Linked DNA regions of Homo sapiens: all the other regions are linked to region 2. A link is an interaction called in ENCODE POLR2A ChIA-PET data of the cell type or tissue named here. Cell type or tissue: K562. All regions are shown on one strand. Region 1 overlaps SESN2 (sestrin 2). Region 2 overlaps RCC1 (regulator of chromosome condensation 1). Region 3 overlaps PHACTR4 (phosphatase and actin regulator 4).

Region 1 (4,000 bases), 240 kb after region 2:
CACATGTTTGGAAGGGTAATCAAGAAAGAGGGCTCACTCCAGGCTGAGTTCTTCAGGAACTGGGTTGGGACCCAAGAATCCCAGCATTGCGGGATGGGAGGGTCCTGGAAAAGGAACTATATAGCCATCATGCTGCACATCTCCAGGAGGCCACCTTCTTAGTGGTCCCAGAGAACTTATACAAGAACACACCACAGTTTGCACCCTGAAGCCAGGTAACCAAGTACCCCAGATGCTTCAGAAGCAGCTTCAATTTCTCTCACATGTTCGTTCGTTCCTTCCTTCCTTCCTTTCTTCCTCCTCCTCCTCCTTCTTCCTTCCTTCCTTCCTTCTCCTTCCTTCTTTTGCTTCTTTTTTTTTTTGAGACGGAGTATCGCTCTTGTTGCCCAGGCTGGAGTGCAATGGTGCGATCTCAGCTCATTGCAACCTCTGCCTCCTGGGTTCAAGCGATTCTCCTGCCTCAGCCTCCCGAGTAGCTGGGATTACAGGCATGCACAACCACGCTCACCTAATTTTATATTTTTAGTAGAAACTGGGTTTCTCCATGTTGGCCAGGCTGGTCTCGAATCCCCAACCTCAGGTGATCCGCCCACCTCAGCCTCCCAAAGTGCTGGGATTACTGGAATGAGCCACCACGCCTGGCCTCTTCTTTAGTGGTGCAGTCATAGCTCACTATAGCCTCAAACTGCTGGGCTCAATGGATCCTCCTGCCTTGGCCTCCCAAAGCACTGGGATTACAGATGGGAGTCACCATGCCTGGCTGCTTATCTGTCCTCCCACCACCACCACCTCATTAACTACCACCCCCTCTTGTCTGGACCACTACTCACAACCTCGCCAGTTGTCCCCCGGCCTCCTTAGCCCTGGCCTCTCCTATCCATCCTCTACCCAGTAGCCACATTAACTTTCTGAATATAAATCCGATCAACTGGCTTAAAACCCTACCTCCCCCTCCCATGGGCTTCCAGATACAACTGGCCCAGTCCCAGTGGTCACTCCTTTTGCAAAGCTAAACCACAATAGTCTAGGAACCTTTTTCTGGCCCTCACCTATGACCCCAAAATTCCCAGGGCTTTTGCTTCTAAAAACACTGTCATCAAATTGTCTGTTTTGTTTCCCTGACACCAGATCACATTTAGTGGAGAGCAGCGCCAGGTCATTCATACTAGTCTGTGAATGAAGACAGAGAAAGCAGAAAGGCACGGAGGGAATCTGAGCAGGGTGTACAAGGCTGATGGGAGCAACTGTTTTGACCTGTTATATGCTGCAGCCTCTTTAGAAACCACTAATATCAGGTACTCACTACATCTGCTTCTCCTAGTCCTAGAGATGGGGTTCAGGAAGGATGCTCTACTTATTAATTTATTTTGTTAATCTGAGAGTGGAGGTGGCTCTCAGCACTGGTCTTGTTTACAGTTTACCCAAATCAGAGCCATGCTCTCACTGGACAGGGATAGGAGGCGCCCAGTTCTCCCCTTCCCATTAAGATCCAGACTTAGTACCAGCCCTCAGGTATCCGGGAACCAAAAACTATAATTGAACCTTCCTTCTCAGATGGCCAAAAGCCCACTGAGGAGGCAGAGCTCTGGGACTCCAGAAGACTACAAAGTCTCTGGAATAGGTACCAATTCTGCAACTAACTTGCTATGTGGCTCTGGGAAAGTTAAAGGCCTAAACTCTCTTTACCTACTAAACTGGTAGGTAAAGTAGCCCAGCTACCTTCAAAAAGGGAGTTGAGCTGACCGTGCAGGCCCCCTTCAGCCCACACTTCTGGGAACTTCCGGGCCAGGCTGGTCCAAGTTCAGCGTAGTAACCAACACAATCCCTGAGCACTCCCCTTTGGAGCTTCCCTCCCCCTCACCAAAGAAAAAGCCCAACAGCTCTGTATAGGAGATAAGGATTGCTGACTCCACAAACTGGGCCTCCACCTCAGGGGACCTGAGGACAGAATAGCAAGCCACAGCAGGGTAGGGTGGAGCAAAACTGGGGGAGGCAGAGACGGCCCATCAGGGGTGCTAGGGAAGGATAGGAATAGCCTTGGGAATCCCAACTCACTCCAAAATCTGACCCAGGAATTGTCAAAAGAAGGAGCTCTAAGTCATCGGTCTGGATCCATCAACACTTTCAGCAATAACAACAACAACAACAATATACAATGCAGTTAAAAGATAGGGGCCCTTGGCTGGCGCAGCAGCTCATCCCAGCACGTTGGGACACTGAGGCAAGAGGATCGCTTGAGGCCAGGAATTCGAGACCAGCCTGGGCAACACAGTGAGACCCCTGTCTCCACAAACAGTAAATTAGCTGGGCATGGTAGCACACAACCTGTAGTCCCAGCTACTCAGGAGGCTGAGGCAGGAGGACTGCCTGAGCCCAGGAGTTTGAGGTTACAGCAAGCTATGATCGCACCACGGCATTCCAGCCTGAGCAACAGGGCAAGACCCTGTCTCAAAAAAAAAAAAAAAAAAAAAGATGGGGCTCTTGACACAAATTGCATGAGCTCAAATGACAGCTCCACCACCTGCTATCCCTTAGCTTTATGAGCCTCAGTTTCTTTACCAAATAATGGGGATAGCAGTAACTACTTCCACTGGCCAGTGATGAGGATTTCATGAGATAACACTGTGTAGCTTACCTCAATACCTCCATAACAATAAGCACTTAATAAAAAGTCAGGTATCATTAACCTCCTTGCTGTATCAAACAAGGGCTTCTCAACCCAAGCGGTACATTAGAATCCTTTGAGAAGCTTTACAAAAATAACAATGCCAAGGTCCCACCTCCCGCAATTCTAATTTAGTTATCTGGGGTGGGGCCCCAGCATAACAGCCAGGGTGAGGACCATTGTTTACACCATTTATTGATCACTTTCTCAAGTATAAGGCACTATGCTAAGTGCTTTCTAGGTGGAAACAGAATTAATTTGTTCACTCAACAAATATTTTTGATGGCTATATTGCAAGCAGCAAGAATACAGCAGTGAAAAGACAAAGCCCTTGGCCTTCATATAATTCAGAATCTGATAAACAGGATTTCAAAGCACAGATTCTATAAAGTGAGTGAAATAAACAGTAACTGTATGATGGGGAGGGAGAGTGTGCAATATTTTAGTGTAAGTAGACAGGAGAAGCCATTGAGGAGGTGGTCTTTGAGCTGTTATCTAAATGATGAGAAGACAGCAAGGCCTGTAAAGATCTAGGGGGCCTAAGTGGGGTGGTTCACACCTGTAACCCCGGTACTTTGGAAGGCTTGGTGGTGGAGGATCACCTGAGGCTAGGAATTTGAGAACAGTCTGGACAACACAGCAGGACACCCTCTCTTAAAAAACAAACAGGCCGGGCGCAGTGGCTCACGCCTGAAATCCCAGCACTTTGAGAGGCCGAGGCAGGCGGATCACCAGAGGTTGGGAGTTCGAGACCAGCCTGACCAACATGGAGAAACCCCGTCTCTACTAAAAATACAAAAAATTAGCCAGGCATGGTGGTGCATGCCTGTAGTCCCAGCTACTCGGGGGGCTGAGGCAGGAGAATTGCTTGAACCCAGGAGGTGGAGGTTGTGGTGAGCTGAGATCGCACCATTGCACTCCAGCCTGGGCAACAAGAGTGAAACTCCGTCTCAAAACAAACAAACACACACCCCAAAAACTAGGGGGACCAGCATTCCAGCCAGAGGGAACGCGAGTATAAAGCCCTGAAGGCAAAACCAAGTAGATTTGAATCCATGGCTCCAATACCCTGAATGCTTCCCCGATCCTGACAGAGGAAGCAGGCAGGGCAGCATACCACTGCCAAGAAATGACCCCTCCAAGTCAGCCCTCCCTGCCCAATTCCCTGGACTGGGGAGTCAGTAATAACAATGGTGCATAACAAGGCTGGTTACCACTGGCTAAGCATTAATTTCACATGCACTACCTGGACTTTAGGGCAGAAGCTACTACTAGGGCTTCCATTTTACAGATGAGGAACAAGGCTCAGAGAGGTCAACTCACTTCTGGCTACTC
Region 2 (4,000 bases):
GCCACTGCACTCTGGCTTTGGCAACAGAGTGAGACTCTTGTCTAAAAAAAAAAAAGAGGCTGGGCGCGGTGGCTCACACCTGTAATCCCAGCACTTTGGGAGGCCGAGGCGGGTGGATCACAAGGTCAGGAGATTGAGACCATGGTGAAACCCCATCTCTACAAAAAATTAGCAGGGCATGGTGGCAGGCACCTGTAGTCCCAGCTGCTGGGGACGCTGAGGCAGGAGAATGGTGTGAACCCAGGAGGCGGAGCTTGCAGTGAGCCAAGATTGTGCCACTGCACTCCAGCCTTTGGAGACGCAGTCTCCAAAAAAAAAGAAACTAGCAAGGATAGATTTGAACAACACTAATACAACAACAATAATACACTTTCAAGTAGCCCATAGATCAAAGAATAGAAAAGGAACTCAAAAATATTTTGAAATGAATTAAAATGAAAACAAAACATACCAGAATTTGTGTGTTGTTAACAGTATCTGGAGGAAATTTATAGCACTAAATGCCTACATTAGAAAAAAAGAAAGGTCTCCAATCAATGAGCTCAGCTACTAGCTTAAGAAACTAGGAATAGATGAGCAAACTAACCCCAAAATAAGCAAAGAAAATAATAAAGATAAAAACAAATCAATAAAAAAGAACACAGAAAAATTAAATCAGCCAGTGCTTGCTATATGGCAGGCACAGTACAAGAATAAGTACTGAGTTTACATATGCAGTCTCTTGAGGATCCTCCAAGTAGGTTAGATGGACATAAAATGGAAAATAACCAGATCAGAATACTAATGACCAGGAAGAATGATCAAGGTGCCAGCCTGCCTTCAAGAGCCAGTGAGGCCATTGTGGATCCTTAGGGAAAGGGGAGGTGAGGATAGTGGTTAAGAGATCAAGGCTCTGCCGGGCGTGGTGGATCACCTGAGGTCAGGAGTTTTGAGACCAGCCTGGCCAACATGGCGAAACCCTGTCTCTACTGAAAAAAAAAACACAAAAATTAGCCGGGTGCGGTGCAGGCGCTTGTAATCCCAGCTACTTGGGAGGTTGAGGCAGGAGAATCGCTTGAACCCAGGAAGCAGAGGTAGCAGTGAGCTGAGATCACGCCACTGCACTCCAGCCTGGGAGGCAAAGACTCCATCTCAAAAAAAAAAAAAAAAAAAAGGATCAGGCTTGAGGCTAGGCGCAGTGGCTTACGCCTGTAATCCCAACACTTTGGGATGCTGAGGCAGGTGGATCACTTGAGGTCAGGAGTTCGAGACCAGCCTGGCTAACATGGTGAAACCCGTCTCTACTAAAAAATGCAAAAAAAATTAGCCGGGCATGGTGGCGTGCGCCTGTAATCCCAGCTACTTGGGAGGCTGAGGTGGGAGAATTGCTGGAACCCGGGAGGTGGAGGTTGCAGCAAGCCAAGATGGCTCCATTGCACTCCCTCCTGGAGACAGAGTGAGATTAGATCTCAAAAAAAAAAAAGCTGGGCATGGTGGCTGACGCCTGTAAACCCAGCACTTTGGGAGGCCGAGGTGGGCGGATCACGAGGTCAGGAGATGGAGACCTTCCTGGCTAACATGGTGAAACCCCTTCTCTACTAAAAATACAAAAAAATTAGCCGGGTGTGGCGGCGTGCACCTGTAGTCCCAGCTGCTGGGGAGGCTGAGCTTGCAGTGAGCTGAGATTGTGCCACTGCACTCCAGCCTGGGCGACAGAGCGAGACTCCCTCTCAAAAAAAAAAAAAAACAAAAAACAAAAAATTGGATACTGTATCCTTGGTTTCTGAGAAGTCACAAAAGAATGTTATTTAATAAGTGATCATGCTGCTGCACTCCATCTAGAGACCCTAAGAATCTTTTCACAAATACCAACTCCTTTGTCCTTATTACAACTCTATGAGGTAGTTTATCACTTATTTTGTGAACATGAAATTGAGGCAGAGGGGCTGAGTAACTCACCCAAAGTCTCATGAACAGCAAGTGGTGGGATCAGGATTCAAACCCAGTCTAGTACTCCTAAGATAGGCAACCAATACTGTCTGCCTACACAAAGAACAAGGCCAGAAGTGCCTGTTTGGAAAGTCTAAAAAAGGGGTATTGCAAGCTGAAGTTTAGCAGAGTGGGACCTGAACACCTACTGACAGCTTTGCTTCACCTCTACCTTGCAAGTCAATAGAAATTCATTCATTTCCTGCCCAGCACTGCAGTTACCCAAACCCACCTGAGTATATGGATTGAAAACATACTAAAACCACTGGTTCAGAAAAAAATCACTTTACTCAGGTGAGATCTATGTAGTTACAGCAGGACACGGATGGGACTGGGCATACAGACGAATGGGGCTGACTCATCTGGCTTCTTCCTGAGCAGGGAATTTGATGCTTGTTTCTGCAGAGGTGCCACTTCTAGTTGTGGACTTGGACAATTAGTCTTTTGGTTCCTGGGATTCCCCATTGGAATATGCTGTATTAAAGCCCACTTAGTGCTTACCTAGAACAGTGCCTGGCACAGGTAAGCACAAATACAATTGCTTTAGGAAGATGCCTTTTTTTTGAGACTTAACTCTGTCACCAGGCTGGAGCGCAGTGGCAAGGTCTCAGCTCAGTACAACCTCCATCTCCCGGGTTCCAGCAATTCTGCCTCAGCCTCCCACAGGTGCACACCACCATGCCCAGTTATTTTGTATTTTTAGTACAGACAGGGTTTCACCGCGTTGGCCAGGATCTCTAGATGTTGTGATCCGCCTGCCTTAGCCTAAGTGCTGGGATTACGGGTGTGAGCCACCAAGCCTGGCTGCATTTAACATGCCCTCTTAAACACTGCCTCACTCCTCTTAGCTTGTAAGAAAAATCAAGCTGTGTTCCCCCACAATCATAGCTAGTAACTAGCTTCCATTCTCAAACCAACCCTGACCTCAACACCTTGGCAAGCAAGCTCTACAGTCCACCAAACTCCAATCTCACCCACCTCCCTCAAACCTGTCTCCATCAAGTTCCAAATGGCTTAACGGCTGTCCCACCTCCCCTATGCCAGTAGGTAACTTTACCTTCTAGATGATCCCCCTTCAGTCCCATCCTTCAGGGTACTGAACATTTATGTTGGCAGCCAGTGCAGGGGGCTTGACAAAGTTTCCATTGTGACTCACGTCATGAGGCAAGCAATTCTGGCAATCTTCAGGCGGAGGTGCGCCAGGTAGTAGAGGCTCATACAACTCATCAGCTAGGGATACAACCTCCCGTTGCTACCATCGATTTTTCCTCCACTACACTGCAGGAAGCTAAAGAATCGGTCTAACTCATCTTGCACTCAACCCAGACTTACGGTCCTATTGGTCAGGACCTAATATCCATTTTCCCAATAAACTGCCAATATAAAGTGAACCCAAGGGGGACCCACCTGAGACTAGGTTTCAGGGCCTTTAGAACTGAAGCTATCATGCTAGTTTCCTTCAACAGTACCATTCAGATTCTTGGCTGATGTCACCACAGCCACCTCCACAAAAATGAACCACAAACATGCAGTCGTATTTATTTTAATTCATAAATACATTAACATAGCAGATTAGGCAATTTGTTAGGTAAATTACAAATACATTAGAAATCATACAAAAGTGGCCGGGCAGGGTGGCTCACAGCTGTAATCCCAGCACTTTAGGAGGCTGAGGTGGGCGGATCACGAGGTCAGGAGTTGAGAACAGCCTGGCCAATATGGTGAAACCTCATCTCTACTAAAAATACAAAAATTAGCCAGGTGTGGTGCTACACGCCTGTAGTCGCAGCTACTTGGGAGGCTGAGGCAGGAGAATCGCCTGAACCTGGGAGGCGGAAGTTGCAGTGAGCAAGATCATGAAAAGCAAAATACTCAAGGACTTTTAATATAACCACCAACACAGTGTGCCTTCTGGCCAAGCAGAGTCACTTCTGTGGTTCTTAAAGTATGAATGAGGTGAAAGAATGTGCATTCCTAGCTAAATGCCAAATTCCAAAGCCTTTAGTACAAAAACAGCAGACTTTCTGCAAAA
Region 3 (4,000 bases), 120 kb after region 2:
TTACCCTAATAATAGCTTCATTCCTTGTTTCATTTTGAATGTCCAAGATAGCCTCAGATTGTACATACAAATATAAATTAATCTACTCAGATGGAAACCGTCAAGAATGAAATTATTTTCTGCCTTTTCTATTCCTTTCTGGGTAATTGCTGTAACGCTAGACCCGTGTTATTCAAAATAACCTTCTCCCTCCTGAGAAAGCTTAACAAGCCAGGCAAAAATCAAAAGAACAAAAGTTTACTGGTTAAGAGAACTTGCATTATCTTTCATTGGACAAATTAGCACAAGTTAGTTTCAAATATCAATCATATACAAACTGGTTAATGATTTTGGTTACAAAAGATAATATTGCAGAATAATTTAACCTTCTTGTCTTTGGGGATTCAAGTGGGATTAATAATACTCATCTTTAATGAGAATCTCATGAAATAGCATTTATTATAAAATAAAACAGGAAGAAATGGGCTGTGCCTGGCATATAGTTGGCAGTCTTAAAGCTCACCTCACTCCTCCATTTCAGTTCTAAAACAAAAAAAGCAGTTTTTAATTCTATCATGATTCAAAGCCTGATCAAAATACACAATGTCTAAAAACACCATCAAGATAATGAAACCTAAATTTACATTGGCAGACTGAACAACTAAAGTGTTATTTCCACATTTTCTTGGACTTGATTTAAAAGCATATCACGGCCAGGCACGGTGGCTCACACCTGCAATCCCAGCACTTTAGGAGGCCGAGGCGGGTAGATCACCCGATGTCAGGAATTTGAGACCAGCCTGGCCAACACGGTGAAACCCCGTCTCTACTAAAAATACAAAAAAAAAAAAAAAAAAAGAAAGAAAGAAAGAAAGAAATTAGCCGGGCGTGGTGGTGTAAGCCTGTAATCTCAGCTACTCAGGAGGCTGAGGCAGGAGAATCGCTTGAACCCAGGAGGCAGAGGTTGCAGTGAGCCGAGATTGCGCCATTGCACTCCAGCCTGGGAGACAAGAACAAAACACCGTCTCAAAAAAAAAAAAAGCACATCACTAGAGAAAATTAAGAAAGTAATAAGGTATCTATTCTTCTAGAGTGACCTTCAGATGCTACTACATTAATATAAGGAGTAAATACTGTAATCTACACGCATCTTTATTATCTTCTTTTTTTTTTGAGACAGAGTTTCGCTTTGTCACTCAGGCTGGAGTGCAATGGTGCGATCTCAGCTCACTGCAACCTCCGCCTCCCAGGTTCAAGTGATTCTTCCGACTCAGCCTCCCGAGTAGCTGGGATTAAAGGTGCATACCACCACGCCCAGCTAATTTTTGTATTTTTGTAGAGACGAGATTTCACCATGTTGGCCAGGCTGGTCTTGAACTCCTGACCTCAAATGATCCGCCTGCCTCGACCTCCCAAAGTGCTCGGATTACAGGCATGAGCCACCGTGCCTGGCTACATGCATCTTTATTATCTGTCACCAATTTACCCTTTTCCCTGGAAATCTGGAAGTGTAGAAAACCTCTACATTTCCCTAAAATAACTTTCTTTGCTATTTCTAAACTATTTTTGTTACACTTAGCAGAGAAATTTAGTAGCTACAAATAAAAGCAGTTAATAAAGAACTTAATTTGTTTTTGCCTATCACAAAGAAAATGAAACATTATATAGAGACTTACAATCATGTTCTTAGTAAGGACTGAGTTTTACAAATGGAAAAGCCTGTTCAAAAAAAAAAAAGTTGGCCGGGCGTGGTGGCTCACGCCTGTAATCCCAGCACTTTGGGAGGCCGACGAGGCGGGCGGATCACGAGGTCAGGAGATCGAGACCATCCTGGCTAACACGGTGAAACCCCGTCTCTACTAAAAAAAAAAAAAAAAAAAAAAAATTAGCCAGGCGTGTAATTGTAACAGTAGCTGGCAGGTGCCTGTAGTCCCAGCTACTCGGGAGGTTGAGGCAGAATAGCATGAACCTGGAAGGTGGAGCTTGCAGTGAGCCAAGATGGTGCCATTGCACTCCAGCCTGGGCGACAGAGTGAGACTCTGACTCAAAAAAAAAAAAAAAAAAAGTTATGCTTAAGAAAAGTTTGTTTTTAAGCACAAATATTCAATATGTAACATATTACTGAGGAGTAAAGACATAAAAATGAAACTTTCTTCTTTGAAGAAAAACTGACCTCCTCCTCTTTGTTAAACATAGTACTTCTGTTACCACTAAGAAGCATGAATCAGCTCTTTAAAACAGAGGTGTGGCTTATTGATAAGCAAAAGCATTGCGTGCTAATCCAAATTATCCCAGAAAATAACACTAGTGAGTTATAAAGGACATTAATTTCAGAAAACATGCTTACAGAGCACAGGAAGGGCAATTCATCATCATCACTGATCATGACAAAATCAACACCCACAAAAATGAAGCCGTATATATTTCTGGCATCGTTATGTATCACATTTTGAGGAAACCTCAAAGACAAAACATACTTTTAAAAGATGGCCAGCCGGGCCTGGTGGCTCATGGCTGTATCCCAGCACTTTAGGAGGCCAAGGCAGGCAGATCACCTGAGGTCTGGAGTTTGAGACCAGCCTGGCCAACATGGCGAAACCCCATCTCTACTAAAAGTACAAAAATTAGCCAGGGTGGTGGTGGGCGCCTGTAATCCCAGCTACTCAGGAGACTGAGGCAGGAGAATCGCTTGAACCCGGAAGGCAGAGATTGCAGTGAGCTGAGACCGTGCCACTGTACTCCAGCCTGGTCAACAAGAACAAGACTTCATCTCAGAAAAAAAAAAAAAAAGAAAAAAAGGATGGCCAGGTCCAGGCATGGTGGCTCACCCCAGTAATCCCAGCAATTTGGGAGGCTGAGGCAGGTGGAACACCTGAGGTCGGCAGTTTGAGACCAGCCTGACCAACATGGAGAAACCCCATCTCCACTAAAAATACAAAATTAGCCAGGCGTGGTGGCACATGCCTGTAATCCCAGCTACTCGGGAGGCTGAGCCAGGAGAATCACTTGAACCTGGGAGCCAGAGGTTGTGGTGAGCCGAGATCGTGCCACTGCACTCCAGCCTGGGCAACAAGAGCAAAACTCCATCTCCAAAAAAAAAAAAAAGAAAAGATGGCCAGGAGAGGTGGCTCACACCTGTAATCCTAGTGCTTCTGTAGGTCAAAGCAAGAAGATCACTTGAGGCCAGGAGCTTGAGACCAGCCCAGGCAACATAGCAAGATCCCATCTCCATAAAAACAATTTTTTAAAAATTAGCTTGGTGTGGTAGGACACATCTGTTGTCCCAGCTATTCAGGATGATAAGTCAGGAGGATTTCTTTTCTTTTTTTTCTTTTTTTCTTTCTTCCTTTCCTTTCCTTCCTTTCTCTCTCTGCTCTGTCTCTCTCCTCCCTCTTCCTTCCTCCCTCCCTCCTTTCCTTCCCTCCGTCCCTCTTTCTTTTTTTTTTTTTTTTACTTTCTAAAACTTTTTGTTAAAAACTAAGACACTAACAACACATTAGCCTAGGCCTCCACAGGGACAGGATCAAGAATATCACTGTCTTCCACTTCTACATCTTGACTTCTTGAAAGGTCTTCAGGGGTACTAACAGGCATGGAGCTGTCATCTCCTATGATAACAGTGCCTTCTTCTAGAATACTTCCTGAAGGACCTGCCAGAGGCTGTTTTACAGTTAACTTTTTTAAAAAATAAGGCTGGGTGAGGTGGCTCACACCTGTAATCACAGCACTTTGGGAGTCCAAGGTGAGCAAACTGCTTGAGCCCAGGAGTTCAAGACCAGTCTGGGCAACATGGCAAAACCTTGTCTCTACAGGGAAGAAGAAAAAAAAAAAGTTAGCCAGTATGGTGGCATGTGCCTGTAGTCCCAGCTACTTGGGAGGCTGAGGTGGGAAGATCACCTGAGCCTGAGAGGTCAAGGCTGCAGTGAGCCCTAATTGTGCCATTGCACTCCAGCCTGGGCAACAAAGTGAGACCCCATCTCAAAAATAAAAATAAAATAAAAATATGTGTGTGTGTGTGTGT

Evidence for each region. Peaks named below come from ENCODE experiments on the same cell type or tissue, not always from the same donor. Only the 100,000 strongest peaks of a DNase experiment are listed, where the experiment ranks them.
Region 1: POLR2A ChIA-PET joins it to region 2 with 10 read pairs; 20 of 35 experiments call an interaction of 5 or more read pairs at or near these places.
Region 3: POLR2A ChIA-PET joins it to region 2 with 14 read pairs; 16 of 35 experiments call an interaction of 5 or more read pairs at or near these places.

What each region holds. Positions count from the first base shown.
Region 1 is chr1:28,265,028-28,269,027 of GRCh38, reverse strand. All of the region lies in intron 1 of SESN2 (sestrin 2), which reads right to left. Among named protein-coding and RNA genes, the nearest start is that of SESN2, 7.5 kb to the right of the region's middle. In K562, no CTCF peak of the experiment used is centred here; a DNase peak (open chromatin) is centred at 1,877; H3K4me3 peaks cover 628 bases.
Region 2 is chr1:28,509,130-28,513,129 of GRCh38, reverse strand. The region is part of intron 3 of RCC1 (regulator of chromosome condensation 1); the gene reads right to left. SNHG3 (small nucleolar RNA host gene 3) reads right to left here. Exons shown (of 4, transcript NR_036473.1): 4 at 2,238-4,000. Among named protein-coding and RNA genes, the nearest start is that of SNORA73B, 2.6 kb to the right of the region's middle. RefSeq lists enhancers at 771-1,339, 1,821-1,870, 2,731-2,950, 2,724-3,489. In K562, no CTCF peak of the experiment used is centred here; no DNase peak of the experiment used is centred here; H3K4me3 peaks cover 3,271 bases.
Region 3 is chr1:28,393,683-28,397,682 of GRCh38, reverse strand. All of the region lies in intron 1 of PHACTR4 (phosphatase and actin regulator 4), which reads right to left. Among named protein-coding and RNA genes, the nearest start is that of PHACTR4, 26 kb to the right of the region's middle. In K562, no CTCF peak of the experiment used is centred here; a DNase peak (open chromatin) is centred at 2,212; H3K4me3 peaks cover 306 bases.